Linked DNA regions of Mus musculus: region 2 is linked to region 1. A link is a loop called in an ENCODE intact Hi-C map of the cell type or tissue named here. Cell type or tissue: heart. All regions are shown on one strand. Each heading gives the region's core, and the rest is flanking DNA. Links, peaks and the distances in the headings are about the cores only.

Region 1 (8,339 bases), core at 189-8,188:
ATCCCAGCAAGCATTAATCAGTGTGCCAGAATGACGCAGTGCAGGGTGCCCAGTGTTCTTAGTCTTAGCTACTGTGAGCCTCAAGGCATGTAAGTGGCCCTGGAAGTTGACCTTCTGTGGCCCTCAGGCTTGGACTTACCACACCCCAACATTCCTCTCCGCTGAGATCAGCCTCTGAGGGTAGGAACTGATATCTGTGCATTCAATGGCCTAAGCTGAACCTCCTTGCTAACTGCAAGCTTCGGTGCCAGCTTTCAGGTCTCTCTTCTCCATAATTGTCTCCTGTGGCTGTTTCTCACCCTGAAGATGTGATTGAATCCAAGCCCCCCACCCCCTCCTGACTTACAAATGCTCCTGTTTTTCAGGACCTCTGGATTCGGATTGTTGTCTTATAGAGGACTGAACTTGGGGCTTCCCACGTGCCAGGCAAGCATGTCACCCCTGAGCTGTATCCATACCCATCCCTGTGCCTTTTTATCAGTGGTCCTCAGCCTTCCTAATGCTGCGACCCTTAAATATAGTCTCTCATGTTGTGGTGACACACCCCCACCCCCACCATAAAATTATTTCATTGCTACTTCTTAACTGTAATTTTGCTGCTGTTATGAATTATAATGGAAACATCTATATGTCTAATATGAGACCCCCAAAGGGGTCAATACTTACAGGTTGACAACTGCTGCTTTTTATATTGAGGCAGAATTCTGGGCTAACCTTGAACTTACTCTGTTAGCTTAGCAGGCCTCCAATGGGTAATCCCCCTGCCTCATTCTTCCAATTATTAGGATTATAAATTTTTATCACTCTACCTGGTGGCTTAAATGGTTTCAAATTCTAGTTTCTCTCTCAAGGTGGTATCCAGGTATGGTACTCCAAATCACAGGGTATGACATCACGGACCTCCTTTCACTGATAACCTATTCTGCAGGGCAGTCAGTATCTCACAAAACCTTCATCAGTATTTGAAGCTTGCATGAGGCTTGCCCTGTGGGTATGTTCCATTTTATTCTGCCTGACTTGAGGCTTCTGTTTCCTTTCTTATGGTCCAAGAAGAACCTATAGTGCCCTCCTTAGGTATACTTAACTGCCTCCTTTTTTTTTTTTTTTAACTTCTTTCAAAACCAAAAGACCCTCTTATTTTACAACTTTTACAGGAAGTCTTTGCAGATACGCAGGTATGGACAGTCCCAAAGATTAGAGCTATGTAAACTCATCATGGGGTCTCAGATGGTGAGCATCCTACCTAGCAGAAATAAATGCTCGTCACCACCCTGTGTCAACTTTCTTTTCCCACCTAGGCCTCTTGTCTTGTAAGCTGCCCCTAACCTACCAGGGGAATTACAGGCGGCATGAGTTTTGCCTGTTTGCTTTGTGTGCATCTAAATATCCTGATAACCTACTCCCTAGAGAGGACCTCGTAACCAGGCAACGCAAGTCATGCTCCAATTGTGAAGTCCTCTATCCACTTTGACTGTGGTGAGCTTTTTCAAAACAAGAACACTAAAAGCAGAGCCGTAGCCATCTCATCGGGTTCTGTCCTCTACAAAGAGCTAACAGACCCATTCCTCCTTATGAGTGTTTAGAAATTATGATACAAATACTTTTTTTAAAAAGTCTAAAACAGTGCATTCCACCTAAGAAGAAGATGTAAAACAAAACAATAAACCCCTGTTTTAAACAGAAAAGAGGGAGATGGAAGGGAGCTATCTCCTGTCTGGTGACAGTTTATTTTAGGCCTGATTCTTTCTCCATTTATAATTTAGTGCCACTTGTGTTTTGAGAAACACTGCCAAGTCAGATGGGTCTCTTAGGCAGGGACTTAATCTACACTGTTAAACACAGCTGTTCTGGTGCCTGAAGTCCTTAAGAGTCCAGCAGGACCTGAGCTAGTAAAATAAACTCAGAAAGAACCGTCTGGATTTGGGCTTCTACACACAAACCAAGCACAAATGAGCATGGAGCCAGCAGTCCTCCTGGGCCAAGGTCAGAGGCAGTCCAGGGACACAGACTTGGGAAGAGCGTTCTGTGCAGCACATCTGCTTTAAAAGCAGCTCGGAGTTGGACATGCTGGCCTTTAATCTGCAGGGCTTTGTTTTTAATGAGGGAAAGGGATCCTGATTAGTACTGCCAATGTCAGCACTTTTTGTAATAAATACTGCATTTATGAGGAATTTGGCCATCAGGTTCTGCATGATTAAATGGCCCTCAAGTCCCCCTGCCTCCACCCATGCTTCTGTTACCTAAAACAGAGAACATAATTATCCAGGTGAAAGGAGGGGCTTCCTCTCTAGTGCCAACTAGTTCTATTCAGGTCATGGCATGGCCGTGGCATGCAGGCCAGTATTGCACAGATGGATCGGGCTGGAACTCGTTCCTCAGGCTGCATTGGTTTGTGTGTGACTTAGCAGACCTGCTGTCATCTGGCTTTTCAGCACCACAGTTCCTCTAGAGCAGCCAGAATTCTCAGTTCTCACACCCTAGGCCAGAGCCTCTTCATCTTGCTTGATTTCATCTTCTTTAGATGCATGCTTGGGTATATTGTCAAAATCACGGGAATTGCACCGATCAATGACAATGAGAATCTGGTTGTGTGGGGGTAGGGTTATGCAATAGAAGAGCATGATTTTGTTGTTGTTGGCATTATGTACTAAAATTTAGACTTTATCTATTCAGTGAGCTTATCACATACAGAGTCAAAGAAAGGCAAAGGTATTCAGGACAATTAAAAACAAACAAGATGTCTACCAATGGGGGATTCGTTTCTTTAAAAGGAGGTATTCCTACAGGAGATGCAGTGTGTCTACAGAAGCAGGCCTTGTACATTGTACTTGTTGACTTGAGAGAAGTTCTATCACACAGGTATGACCAAAGGAATGAAATAGTGATGAAACTGAGAAACTCCCACTTATGTGTAAATCAAAGAAGTCACACATGACACTGTGGTCCAATCTAGTAGCATCACACAAACAGCCTGACAACAAAAAGTTAGCAAACTTTCAGAAAACACCAGAGAAGGGATGTGTGATTCCTAACCCACAGCAGCACACCTCTACAGAGCCTGTGTTCTCTCTTATCGACATCATAATAGGTGGTCTCTCCTCAGCATCCTTCTCTACTGTCAACCAAAAACTTTACTATCATTTGCAGAAGAGTCAGACCCCTCTGAGCCACCCCACCTCCATCTTCCCCCTTCCATGAGCAAATTCTTCACTGAACCATCATCTGAAAGATAAAGCACACCGAGGACATACTAAATGAACAAGAGTTCTTTGCTGTGTTGCAAAAGGAACAAAGGGTGTCTATGCGTTCACTCCACCATGACAGCGTTTTACCTTGTAACAAGTATGGAGCTAAAAATCACTGTCTATTCTAGAGACACACAGAGGTTCCTGCAGGGACGTGGACAACATTCTCAAGAACACTCACCTGGGTTAGAATTTCCCTGTGACCTTCTCTCTTCCCTTCTGTTGCTTTCTAGCTTCTGAATTATTCATGAACATGTTTTGTTTGCACTAGAAATTAAAAACTAAATAAATTCATCAAAGTGGACAAAGAAAAGTCACAGTGACATCACAGGAAACAGCACATGTGAAAAATTAAACAAAATTTGTGTGTGTGTGTGTGTATGTTTAGGTAAATACAGTTAAACTTTCTCTTCCTGTGTTCAACATCAACCAGCCCCACTAGTTTTTGCAATGATTTGAATTCCTCCTACATGTGAAGTTCTTAAGCTGATTATTTCACACATTAATTTATTTGACAACCCATCAACCCTGTTTAATGTGTGAGTGCACTGGGGTGTGACTTGGACTTCACTGATCAATTGCAAGAAATGTTAAACAGTCTGAACTAAAGTTTGATCTTTATTCATTCTCCCTGGGAATAGGGACTCAGCATCTACACATTTGTATCCCGTTCCATCTCTGTACTCCAGTGGTTCTCAACTTGTGGGTCGAGACCCTTTGGGGGTTGAATGATCTTTTCATAGGGCTCACCTAAGGTCATTGGAAAACACAGATATTTACATTACAATTCATAAAAATAGCAAAATTACAGTTATGAAGTAGCAACAAAAATAATTTCATGTGGGGGGGGGTCACCACAACATGAGGGACTGCATTAAAGGGTCATAGCATTAGGAATGTTGGGAACCCCCGTTCTATACTCACACATCCTTGTACTGCCTCCCCAATCTATAGCTGCTTTTTATTTTCCTTTTTATAATTCCTGAGCCACACAAGTTTCCCTCGAAGAGGAGGAGCCTGCCAGAGCAGTCTAACTTGTGACTCATGAGCTTCTCTTAGCTTGGGGAATTCTGCAGGGAGGTTTGCGACATATCCCTGCCAAGGTCCCTCACAGAACGTCAGTAGCCAGTGCCAGGCAGCTGGCACTCCTTGTTCCCTAGAAAGGAGCTTGTTAATCAGACTCTCCAACCACAAATGCCAAACTGTCCCCTTGCTCACTGCTGTTAAGTTCTATCCTGGGAGTTCCAGAAAGCAGAATGTGTCACCTGACAATTATACTTACACATCAGCGTTCCTTTGGGACTGGAATTAAATAGCCAAGTCCATTCTAGTTGTGGGCTAAAAGCAGATTTCTTTGTGAGGAGAAAGGAAATAGCTACTCCTTAAAGCCCCAAATGTCCTTGAACTCTTGGAGAAGTGATTGGAAGTAGGCGTTAGTAGGGAAGCTACAGAAAAGCCATCAGAGGAAAATGTTTAAAGAAAGTCACTGACAATTCTCTATGGCAGGACAGGACTCAGTGATATTATATAATTATCAAGCAGCATTTCAGCAACCGTAGCAGAGCGCCTGTCTCAGTCTTTTTAGTCTAGTGAAACTTGTCTTTTTATTCTCTAATGAAGAGGCCCTGTGTGCCAACATGGGTAGATGAGCCTGTTGAACGAGAGCCTCGTGTTTGACAGGATCCTTGCTTTCTCAGGTTCTAGTCTGACTTAGGAGGTATTGCGTTATGGCCTCATAAGGGAAAAGACCAATTTGCCAAGAACTCCAGGTTCTTCCATCCTTGAGAGCCCAGCTCGGTGGAGTCATTGTGTTCCCTGTGAAGTCTTCCTGGTTGGCTTTCCTCCTAGATGTCTCTCTGTGGATGTAATCACACTGTATGCCTCTCTGCCACCTCCCCATCACAGTTACTGCTCTGTATTTATACTATGATTCTTCATTTACTATCCAACACCACTCAAGGATTTAAACTTACATGGCAACATAGGACCAAGAGCTTTTTGTTAATCTTTTTTTCTCATGCTTCATATGTTTGATCATCATTAGTGCTCAATAATTTCACTTCCTGTTGAGAGGATGACTGATTTAGGTGGTTATTGTTAGAGGAATAAAGGGGCCAAAGCAGAGAAGATAAAAAAATGTCCAGACCAAAGTTACCATGAAGGCAGAAAAAGATGGGACCCGTAGATTCTTCCTGTTTGATTTAGAAATAGAAGGTGGGTCTTACCAGAAGTGCAGAGATGGGGGATTCTTGCTGCTCTGGTGGCTGTGGTGTAATATGGTGTCAGGTGTCAGGGTGGAGTATGGAACTTGTAATTGAGAATGGTGTAGGTTATACTCTGGGTCTGGTTGCTTCACTTTAATGCAGTGATTGGCATTAGACCTAGTCTCGATGTTCTAGAGTCCAGTCAATAATAGAACTGGCGCTTAGCCTTGTTGCCTGCCTATTCTGTTACGGGGGGGCGGCGGGGGGCGAGGGGCATAAGGAGCTCTTTAGTTATCTTATTCTGTATCATTTGCTTCAGATTCCGTGGATGGAATGACAATCAGTCACAAAGCCATTTCCACCTGAGCCCAGTAGGGAGATTGCTCCCTGAAAGTCATCAGAAGGAAAACTTGATTTCCTTATGACTCAGAGGACCCTGTTCAGTTGCCAGGAAGACAGTGCCACTGAGGACAATCAAAACCACCCTCAATTAACAACTCCCAGGGTATATCCTGCCACCAACTAAACATCAAGGAGCCCGTCCCTGGCCCTGCCAGCCATGCCCGGCCCCACAGGCATCTGCCTTTTCTCTTGATGCAATTGCTTGCTTAGGACTCTGAAGCAGACTTAGTTTCTACCTTGGAAGCTTAATGGATGCCAGGCCACATGAGGGAGATGACATCAGGGCTGAAAGGACAGACCAAGTGTCTGAACAGCTTGTTTCATAGCCATAGAAGGTTTTGGGTACCACTGCCAAGATGCTTGCTCTGCAGCTTATTTTCAACTGATGCTAGTCACAGTCAGAGTCTTTTTATATGAACAGAGGCCAAATATCCAACCCACAAACCCACTCTACCTCACAAGGGCAGCCTGTAGTTATCAGGCCATTCTTCAGCTTAAAAGGCATAAAATCAAAAACACTCCTTACACAACTACCTCATTCTCTAGCATGCATCCTTGACTGTTAACCACACCAATTTTTCTTAATTCCCCTTATTTTTGTATAAAATAGTTTCTACTTGAAACTATGTAAATGGCACAAGGGGAAAACAATATTTGCCTCTAGGGTACACCCATCTCGTTCCCACAAGAAATAAAGTGTTCATGATCAACTTGTGGCCTTTCAAAACATTCTCTCTATATAAATGGTTGTATCTTGGAGTATATTATGACTCTGCAAGCAACAAATATACTTTTTTTAATAACATGGAAACACACACATGCACACACAAAGGTGTTAGTCCAGTAAACTGGGAGTCTCTTGAAGCAAAGCAACATACTTTGCTATTTGGTAAATCCCCAGAGCATAGTACAGTTGAGTGATAGAAGCTCATTGCATGCTATTTGCACAACTGAAGGGAAGGCAGGAGAGAGGGGGATGCTATGGATGGTGGCAGATGCTTTCTTAGTTTTAAAAGAAGCTTGAAAAAATGTAATGTGTGTGTGTGTGTGTGTGTGTGTGTGTGTGTGTGTGTGTGTGTGTGTGTGTGCTTGATACCAGAGACATTTGTTGAACATATGCTAGATATTGTAGTCCCTATGGTTAGGTATCAAGGCAAGTATATAAATAACAATAATAAGTAGTGAAAGTGCTACCTAAGCATCAGAAAAGATAAGACAGGAAATCAAAGGATGCCTAAGGGTATTTCTATGGAAATGTTTGAATTAGGCAATGGGTGAGGGTATAAGACACATTTAATTTATAGCATATACCAATTTCCATGGCCAATTTCAAGCTCCCAATATATGTAACAACCTTCTCTTTTCAGCCAATAGAAACCTTCTGCATCTTGCTATTGAATCTGAGCATACCAGCCAACCTTCGGAAACCCTCTTTGTCTTCCCATCACGCTGACTTCCTAACAAGGTGTTCTTTGAGAGGTTTAAGCATGTGAAGGTTGGAACATCAAAGGACGATTTCTAGACCTGTCTATGTACACAGATAACTCTCCTATTCACCTAAGCTGCCTCTGTCTGGCTTGACCTCGGGGTCTCATTCCCTTCCTACCATCCTCTTTGCCTCTGGTGCTATATAAGCTGCTACAATATGCCCAACCCAGCTGTGCTGACTGTGTCAGAAGGTGGTAGGACACAAGAAAACAAACTGAGGCTGTGTATTGTTAAGACTCCACTCTCCCCAGCTTTACCCCCCTGAAGCATCGGTGTGTTAGATTCTGAATTTGTAGCAGCAACCAGGTGCCTGCAGTCAGAGCACATTGTAATACATACTAGGCACATGCTAAGATTATGGTTTTCTTTGGAGCCAGAAAACAAAGTACAGCAGCTATGCCATGAGGGGTCATGTCCAGATGCTGGTTTTCCTGAAAGTAAACAAAACAAAACAAAACAAAACAAAACTATACTTGTTTCTAGAAGTGGAACTTCATGACAATTAGTCAAGCTCAGATCATTTTCAGTATAACAATTTGACTTGGGATTCCAGTATTTATCAGAAATAATAAGCTAACTCCTCCCCCATACCACTTTAAGGCTCTAAAATATATTTTTTTAAAGACAAATTTCAAAGTACAATAGTCTCATTTATCAGACCCAGACTTGCTAGGCATTGTAACATCTTAATTTTACACTAAAAATAAACATGAAAAACTAGTTTGTTGGGAGTGAGCCCTTGGAGAATTCAATAGTGCTTTTGATGAAAAAAAAAAAAAAAGGCAGAGGCGTGGGCGGGGGGTTGTGGTGACAAAATTTAATTCAGCCCAGATAAAATAAAACAGCATTTTCATTTTCATTCTTTAAACATATCAATGTGCATTTATTTTGTTCTTTCTGTGGAACATTTCTAAGCAGGGCCAACTGCACAGATACAGCAGCGGGAGAGTCTCACAGTGTACCGTGTGCACAAGGGCTCCATGTACCAGTGATTTTAAAG
Region 2 (8,339 bases), core at 269-8,268, 240 kb before region 1:
ACTGGCGTATTTTTGGATTGCACCATATACTAAATTGTTCACTTTTAAAAGCTATCTGAGCTGCGAGGGTTTCGTAAGAACCACTCGATGAATTCTGGTTTGGAATCAGGACAGAGCGCTTCAGTTTCTGAAATGGCCCTGATCATATCGCTACCATTTTCTACTGTGTGTTTCCATGAAGCTGCATACTCAGTAGTGATGGTTAGAAGATCAAAATACTGATGAGCTATGGAAAGCCTCGAAGATCTTCGGTGTCATGAACTGTTGAGTGTCCAGCCAAGAGGTAGGTTTCCCTGAGAAAAGTGAATGAGCCACTCTCATTTGTAAACATTTGCTTTTGCTCAAAATTCTTACACACACACACACACACACACACACACACACACACACACACGTACACATTTTCACACACACACACACACAATTAGAAGTCTTGAGTATTTTGTCTATCTATCTATCTATCTATCTATCTATCTATCTATCTGTGATATGTGTATGTGTGTGTGTAAGTGTGAAAATGTTTTAGGTAGGAAGGGGCAGCAGGTAGGAAAGGTGTAAAGGGCTCTCCTCTGCAGCCTCACTTTAATAGTGCAATGAGTAAAAATCCAATAACCCTGGAGACCACGGCCTTCATACCTTTTCAGCGCCACTAATCAGCAGCAGGGCCCTGGATCCTGAGCCTTAGTGGTTTCCTCCTGTGAAACTATGAGCATGTTGGTCTAGATGAAGGCTTCCAGTTGTCTAGGGCTGGAGCTTACAGGAAGAAGTGTACTGGGACCAAGGACATGTGTGAGCCTCGGGGGACAATGACATCGTGAGCATTTTATTCTGCTGCCCACAGGATATATAGTACCACTGTAGTTATGGGCGGAAAAGTGGAAAAAATAGGACCAGCCCTTGGGAGGCTGAGGCAGGACAGTTTATAGAGTTCAAGGCCAGTCTGGGGTCTATAGTCACACACACACACACACACACACACACACACACACACACACACACACACAGATTCACATCACACACCGAACACCAGAAAAACAATGCCAGTACGGGAAGAAAGTGGTTAAATTGTCTTCTCATGTTGAAAGTTTACTCAGCATGGTGTACTGTGACTATAATCCCAACACTCAAAAGCTGAGCCAGGAAGTTCAAGGCCATCCAGGGTTACATAGCAAGACTTCCTAAAAAAAGAAAAAAAAAAAGAATAAAGAATAAAAAAGAAAGTAAAAACATATAAGAAAGAAAGAGAAAATCAGAAAGTCTTAGCTGAATTCTTTCTCGTGGCACTTACCTTGGACAGTATAAATATCCCCTCATTTCATCTTAGAAAGATCTACCTAATAGAAAGGAAACTAAGACTGCATTTTTGATCCAAAGCAAAGGCAGGTTCTGGACTCCGCAGGCTTCTGACAGGCCGGGCAACCATGAAAGCTGGGAGAGAAAGGTCTGCCGCTTTCCCAGGGAGTTGTGGAGGGAGCGAGCCCGTCCATATTCCCAGGACTTTCCAAGGGCCGGCTCTATGTAAACAGAAGGTATTGTTCCACTTGCCACCCATAATTAGAAAGAAAACACATTATGAAACGTTAAAATACTAGGACTCTGAATCCTGGGTAATCAGTGCCACGGACATTCGCCAGAGTGCAGGGGACATGTGTGAAGGGCCACCTGCTTCCCTGAGCCAAACTCTTTTTCCTTGACAATAAGTCTGAATCCTGAATCTACACATGGATTGGTCTCTGGCAGTGGGGACGGCTGTGGAGAACCCATTCTCTCTTAGAACACCCCAGTTTCTAGAACCCTCCATGGAAGGTTTCACTGAAGGCAAGATCTAACAAAGGAAACGAGGTGAAGTAGAGTCTCTGGGAAGACTTGGGCTGGAAACTTCTTTTGCCAGGCCATCTGGTGGGTCTGCACATCACTGTGTCTGTGGGTCCTGGAGTTGGTAAGCTTTTATTGATAGCTCTCTGAGGAGTTACAATTTGTTGCTCACAATACAATACCTTCTGAGACTGCGATGATTGTGTGGTCCCCAGTTACCTGTGAAATCTCTTTTGCACAGTTAAAGCAAGGAGACACTATCTTGCTTTTTTTTTTTTTCTACAAGAATGTTTCACACCTCCATGGCTGCGAGGGAGAATTATGGGAGGTGGGAGAAAGAGCGGAAACAGCTTGCTGGAGAGAGAAGTCTCACACAGTAGGATGTTTTTTGGTCCCCAAAGAAGATAGAATGGAGCCACACCATCTTTACCCACCATTCCTAGAAATTTCCAGTCTTGAAATTAGTGGGCATGCTAGTTAATATTAACAACTGTGATCACACCAATGATAATAACATGCACACTGATGACATAATGATCTTTAAGCATTTAACACGTTAGCAAGCACTCTGTGTGTGCTGCTTCATTTAATCAACATGATTACTTAAAAGGGAAGATTATATTTATCATTCTCATGTTGTAAATACAAAGACTTAGGCTTAAAGTTCAAATACAAATGATGTAGCCATTGGTAAGATGTGCACTGTCTGGTAAATAACCCCTCACCTATGCTATTGTAAGTGAAACTCATTGGGTCACACTCGAGACATGGAAGTTTAAGGACTGGCTGGTAAGAAGGAAGGACCAATGGAAGTGAGAGAGGCACAAGAAAGTGTAAGAGATGGGTTAAATATAATCAATATAAGTGTGTAACAGTCTCACAGTGGAATCTGTTATTTATAGTTAATAAATGCTGTGGTGGTTTGAATATGCTTGGCCCAGGGAATGGCACTATTAAGAGGTGTGGCCTTGTTGGAGGAAGTGTGTCACTGTGGGGGTGGGCAGTGAGACCTTCCTCCTAACCAGGTGGGAGCCAGTCTTCTCCTAGCAGCCTTCAGATGAAGATGGAGAACTCTAAGCTCCTCCCTTACTGTGCCTGCCTGGATGCTGCCATGCTCCCACCTTGATGATAATGGACTGAGCTTCTAAACCTGTAAGCCAGTACCAATTAAATGTTGTCCTTATAAGAGTTGCCTTGGTCATGGTGTCTGTTCACAGCAGTAAAACCCTAACTAAGAGTTATATTATGCTAACAAAAATATTTTAGAATGACCAAACACCATGTTTACAACATGGCACTGCTAGGATGGAGTTCAAGCTTTTAGTCATTACAGTGTGCCACCTTCAATGATGCCCTTGACGTGTCTGCAAAGGATGATTTCTTCTTTCATTGGTGCCTTTGGTTTGAAGAAAGAATGCTTTCTGTAGGATCTAGGGTGCTAGTTCTAAAATATTATGAAAGCCCCCCTTTTGTTAGTTTATAGCACTCCTCACTGGCCGCCTCCAACCCCTCCTTCTTCTGGAAATAAATTCACTTTGCCTAGCAACGCATCACATGACATAACCAAGGTACAGGTGCAGTGGTTGGCTCAGACAGCAGCAAGTGATTTAACCAAATCACCGAGCCAATCACAGCTCTTCACCTTTGCAGCTGAAGGTGGCAGGGAAGTCTACATAAGCAATAAATCACTCTTTCAATTTTTATGTGCATGTATTGGCTTCAGTTATTTCAGGCTGGGTTTTCGAGAAGGATCCAGGCTGATGAAAAATGCATCTCTCAGTTCTCTGTTTTTGTACCTTTGTAGTCCCCAGTGGCTTCAGCTAGGGGAAGACCAAGAAGCTTGTTCCAGGGCAAACAAAAGAGTGAGATGGAGATGGGAAGGGTCCCCACGGGCAACACCCTCAGTCAGTATTTGGGAACAGTCAAGAAAAGCTTTAGTCTTCTTGCTCCAAATATTTGTTTAAATATGGCAAGACATTTTGCCAGGCAGGACTTGCTGCAGAAGACCCTGCCCTGCCCAGATGGAGGAGAGGTCAGAGGATTGAGGAGTCTTACTTTAGACTTTACAAAATGTTACCCCTTGGGCATTTCTGTTTGCATAGATTTTCTATATTGGTGTGCATATTTTTCGAGAGAAAAGTTTCTTCTTTGTGAACGCCCCACTAACCACCCTAGGGGGACCTATAATAAAAATACCAGTTTGTTTTTCTAACTGGGGGCTTGTGTTCAACACACACACACACACAAAAAATTGAGCTACAAGTAAATCACGCTCTGATCTTGAAGGATAAAATAAACACCGAGCAAATGCAGAGCTATGTTTTGTCGGAGCCAAATAGAACATGATGTTCAGAAGTTTCCAATGCGTTCCAAAATTAGAAGAGATCTTAGCCAAATGCATACTCGAGTCCCATTAGGAGTCTTATCGTTTGAACTCCCTTCTGTATATTTCTCTGCTTTACTCGTCCCAGTGGCTCCCAGGAGACCGCAGGGCCTCTCTCCATGTGTTTTGGAGCTGCCCCAGGACTGATCAGTTTTCTTTAGCTATTGGCAAACTGTGCCCCAGTTAGGATGGAAAGAGAGCATCAGAAACCTAGTCAGTGATCTCAGACTGGAAGGCCCACTTCCAGCCGCGATTCTTCTAGGAAGCCCAGCTGTTGCCACTGCATGTGCGCAGCGGGTAGTCAGCCCAGTCTGGCTCCGTGTTTACTCTCAGAAGCATTTGGTTAGGGAAGTCTTCATCAGCACTAAATGACTCTTTCAATGTTTATGTGCATGTATTGGCTTCAGGTGCCAGGTCTAATGCATTCACAGATCTGGTTAACCTGTGAAGGTCGCAGGAAAGGCTCCCTGGATCAAGCATTCTATACAATGTTCTGTTTCTGATTTAGAAGCGGTCTTTGGCAGGTCCTTTGGTTCAGGTGTGAGTTGGGGGCGTCTATCAGGAAGTTGTTAAAGGCACCCCCATGGTTGGTGGTCAGCCAATCAGTGTCAAGCAAGGATAGGCGTGTACTTGCTGAGTTACCTTCTCAGAGGTCAAGGGTACCAAATTCACAATAACATGGATTTGAATTTCCTTCCCTCCCCTTTCCCCCAATTCCTCCCTTTAAGTTTCTCTTTCTTTTCTATGTGCCTCTAAGAATAAGCCTTCATCTTACTTAGTTCTGCCCACTCATAAATTAGAATGTAGAAGCTAAAGCTAGCGAGTGCCGTCTTTATAGACTGCACACATTCTGACCTCTCCATTTCGGCTCACTCCAGGTCTTCCCTGTGGAATGCTTCTCCCCACTCCCCAAATGCCATTCATTTCATTTCTCAAGCCCATCTCAAGCCTCGGACCCTCTGCTCAGCATCACCCTGTCAACGATTTCAGCCCACTTTGGTTGCTTGTCTCTCTTATCTTGATCTCTACCATCCCAGAATGAGTACGGCATGAATATTAATTCTTTCATTCCTTTCATCTATAATCCATGACCTCACCAAAGCATCTTGCAGCCATGAAACATAGTTCAGATTCTTTCTCTTATTTTTGTCTCTCTTGAGATTTGAGTGACAGATACTTGACATCGACTCAAAGTTTATTATAATTTAATAAATGATGTACAAAATTTATGTACTAATAATTAGAGAATCTTATTGAGGTAACTTGAATAAGACTGGAATAGATCCTAAGTATTCTTATTGTGCCCATAAGAAGTAATGATGTGAGGCCGTGGATGTATCAATTAGCCTGACGATAGCAATGGTTTCAACTGTGTGTTTATATCAAAACATTGCATTTTACTGCTTGAGTATATATTGCTTATTTATTTTCATTTCTGGTTTGTGTGTGTGTGTGTGTGTGTGTGTGTGTGTACAGATGCACATGTGCATGGAGACCAAATGTTAAGAGCATTGAATGTCTTCTTCTATTGTTCCTTACAAACATGACCTCTTATTGAACTTGGCACTCACTGATTGACTAGACAGACTATCTGCCAGTGACCCTGCTGTATCCACCTCCCAGCGCTGGGATTATAGTCATGTGCTGCCATGCCTGGCTTTTTATAAGGGTGCTTAGGTCCTCTTGCTTACACCCCAACCCCCCGCCCTCCCCCACCCCCCCGCAAGCCATCTCCTCAGCAGCTAAAGTTTATAATTTTTGTTTGTTGTTTATGCCTCAGTATATCTGGAAGAAAGGCCTAAGTAGATGAAAGGGGAGCTCACACTCACAGATTTGACAACCATGTGTCAGGGTAACAAAGTGGGAAAGGACAAGATTTCATAAGTAGCATGTGCAATTACTGAACAATATTGTAGCTGATATTTAACGTCAATCTGACTAGACTGAGAGATGTCTGGGAGATTTGCGAAGGGTGCTCCTGGGTGTGTCTGTGAGAGGCTTTCGAGAGGAGGGGAAGCAAAGGCTCAGCACCTGTCTTGAATGCAGTGGCGCCGTGCAGTGCATCAGAAGTAGTAGAAGGAGGAGGATGTCTACCAGAGCAAGCATTCCTCCTGTTTGCTTCTTGTTCCTCTAGGGTTGGAACTTTACCCCATTATGCCTTTCTACAGTTTGGGTCTGCCTCACCCCAGGCCTAGAAACAACAACCAGCCAACCATGAACTGAAAATCAAAAAGAAATCCATCCTTCCTTAAGTTGATTGTCTCAAACTAACACAAACATAAAAAGTGAAAAATTAGGCTATTAAAAATGAGAATCATGGGGCTGGAGAAATGGCTCAGGGTCATTGACTCTTCTTCCTAGAGGATCCGGGTTCGAACTCCAGCACCAACATGGCAGCTCACAACTGTCTATAACTCTCTCATACAGACATATGTGCAGGTAAAACACTGAGACACATAAAATAAAAGTATGTTTTTTTAAAAAAAATTGTAAGGATCACTATCAAAAGAAAACATCAAAGTTTAAAGAAATGGAGTCATAGATTATGCAAAGTCATTAAAAATCATGCATCACTAAAAGGGTGTGCAAGCAATTTTATAAAGATGTCTTAGAAATTAATAAGAAAAGGATCACACGAGGAAAAAAATGTGAAAAGACATGTAGAGGTAGTTTCCAAAGAACTCTGGCTGGTCAGGAAACACAGGGAAAGATGCCCTGCCTTCATTCCTCATCAGGAAAATGCAACTTCCCTCGAGTGTATACGATCCAGCAACCAGAGTGACTAAAAGACAAAGCACTGGTTCGAGCTCCTCGCCATCGCCTGTTCAGCAGACTGACTCAGAGAGCTGCTTTGTAGATGCCACTTAGCTTTGAACAAAGAGCACATCTCCATCAGCAACATTCTCCTCGTTATCTCCAAACTGTAGCTCGCCTCCCACCTTAGGTACAGCTTGTAAGTCTCTGGGCGATGACGGTCTTACCAGACCTTGCATTTTAATCATGTTCTCCTTCTATTCCCACAATTCCCACCTTCTAATTACCACATGGCAAGGCAGCCTGGGATGCTAACTGAGTACAGGAGAGGGGCTCAAGGGTAATTAATTAATTAATTAATCATAGTGGGTTAATTACAAGATTCAGGAAAATAGTAGCAGCTAACTGCAGCTGGATTGGCCTTTGCTTATCCCCTCTGTGAGTGGAGTAGAAGACCACCCTATTAACCCAAACCTACCATAATGCCAGTTTCCACAAATGCATCTTAGTGCCCCCATTCCCATCAAATTCCACCCTAATATCACCATTCCCATGAAATCTACATGCTGCTGAGGCACCTCTTCTTTGGCCTGTGAGACCCCTGGCTTTGATTTGCCTGGGATTTGATTTTTTTCTTAGATAATTAACTTGGTTTAGGACAGTCCAGCAAGAACATTCTAGAACACTAAATATGGGCTGGAAAGCATACCCTCTTGTTTTTGTGTAAATTCTTTCTAGGATCCCCAAAGAAGGTGAGACAGTACAGGACTTGGAATCTGTGGGTCTGATAATAGTGTTTCTATTTAAGAACTCATTAGCTCTGGGACCTGGATGGTGTTGGAGACGGGTGGGCATTCAGCACCTGCCTGCTTAGCCCAGAATTATTAAGAGAATTCATTTATGCCTGTATTCACCAAGCTTTTAACATGAGACCATCTCCAGAAAGTACTTTAGGGGTGGGGTCACTTTATTGATTCAGAGGATGAACAAAACCTCACCATCATTGGCTGTGAGAAAGACTGCTCATGTGCCTGCTGTATTTCTCAGTCTTTCTCTCACCAGGTTTCCACAGAGCCTTTTCAGGCTGTTTTCTTTATTTAGGTGTTTGTTTGTTTGTTTGTTTGTTTTTGAGACAGGACCTTATGTAATCTAGGCTGGCCTCAGATTCCCTGAGTGCCCAAGGCTGACCTTGAAGTTAGACCTCTTCCTGCCTCTGCCTCTAGAATGCTACATTCCAGGCATGAACCATGATTCCTGGTTTATATGGTGCTGGGAATCAAATCCAGGGCTTGGCGCATGGTAGGCAAGCATGTTACAGAGTTACATATGCAGTCTCTGGATATTTCTCATTATCTCCTCCAGATCATGGGCATTTTAAAAGGGTTTC

The links. Peaks named below come from ENCODE experiments on the same cell type or tissue, not always from the same donor. Only the 100,000 strongest peaks of a DNase experiment are listed, where the experiment ranks them.
Region 2: it touches region 1 in a loop (2.2-fold over the local background); 1 of 42 quality-filtered maps calls a loop at or near these places.

The regions. Positions count from the first base shown.
Region 1 is chr14:76,947,239-76,955,577 of GRCm38, forward strand. No RefSeq gene overlaps it. Among named protein-coding and RNA genes, the nearest start is that of Lacc1, 85 kb to the right of the region's middle. In heart, for the core only: no CTCF peak of the experiment used is centred there; DNase peaks (open chromatin) are centred at 1,413, 1,983, 2,343 and 4,383; H3K27ac peaks cover 371 bases.
Region 2 is chr14:76,704,615-76,712,953 of GRCm38, forward strand. No RefSeq gene overlaps it. Among named protein-coding and RNA genes, the nearest start is that of 1700105F02Rik, 31 kb to the left of the region's middle. In heart, for the core only: no CTCF peak of the experiment used is centred there; a DNase peak (open chromatin) is centred at 4,397; H3K27ac peaks cover 1,908 bases.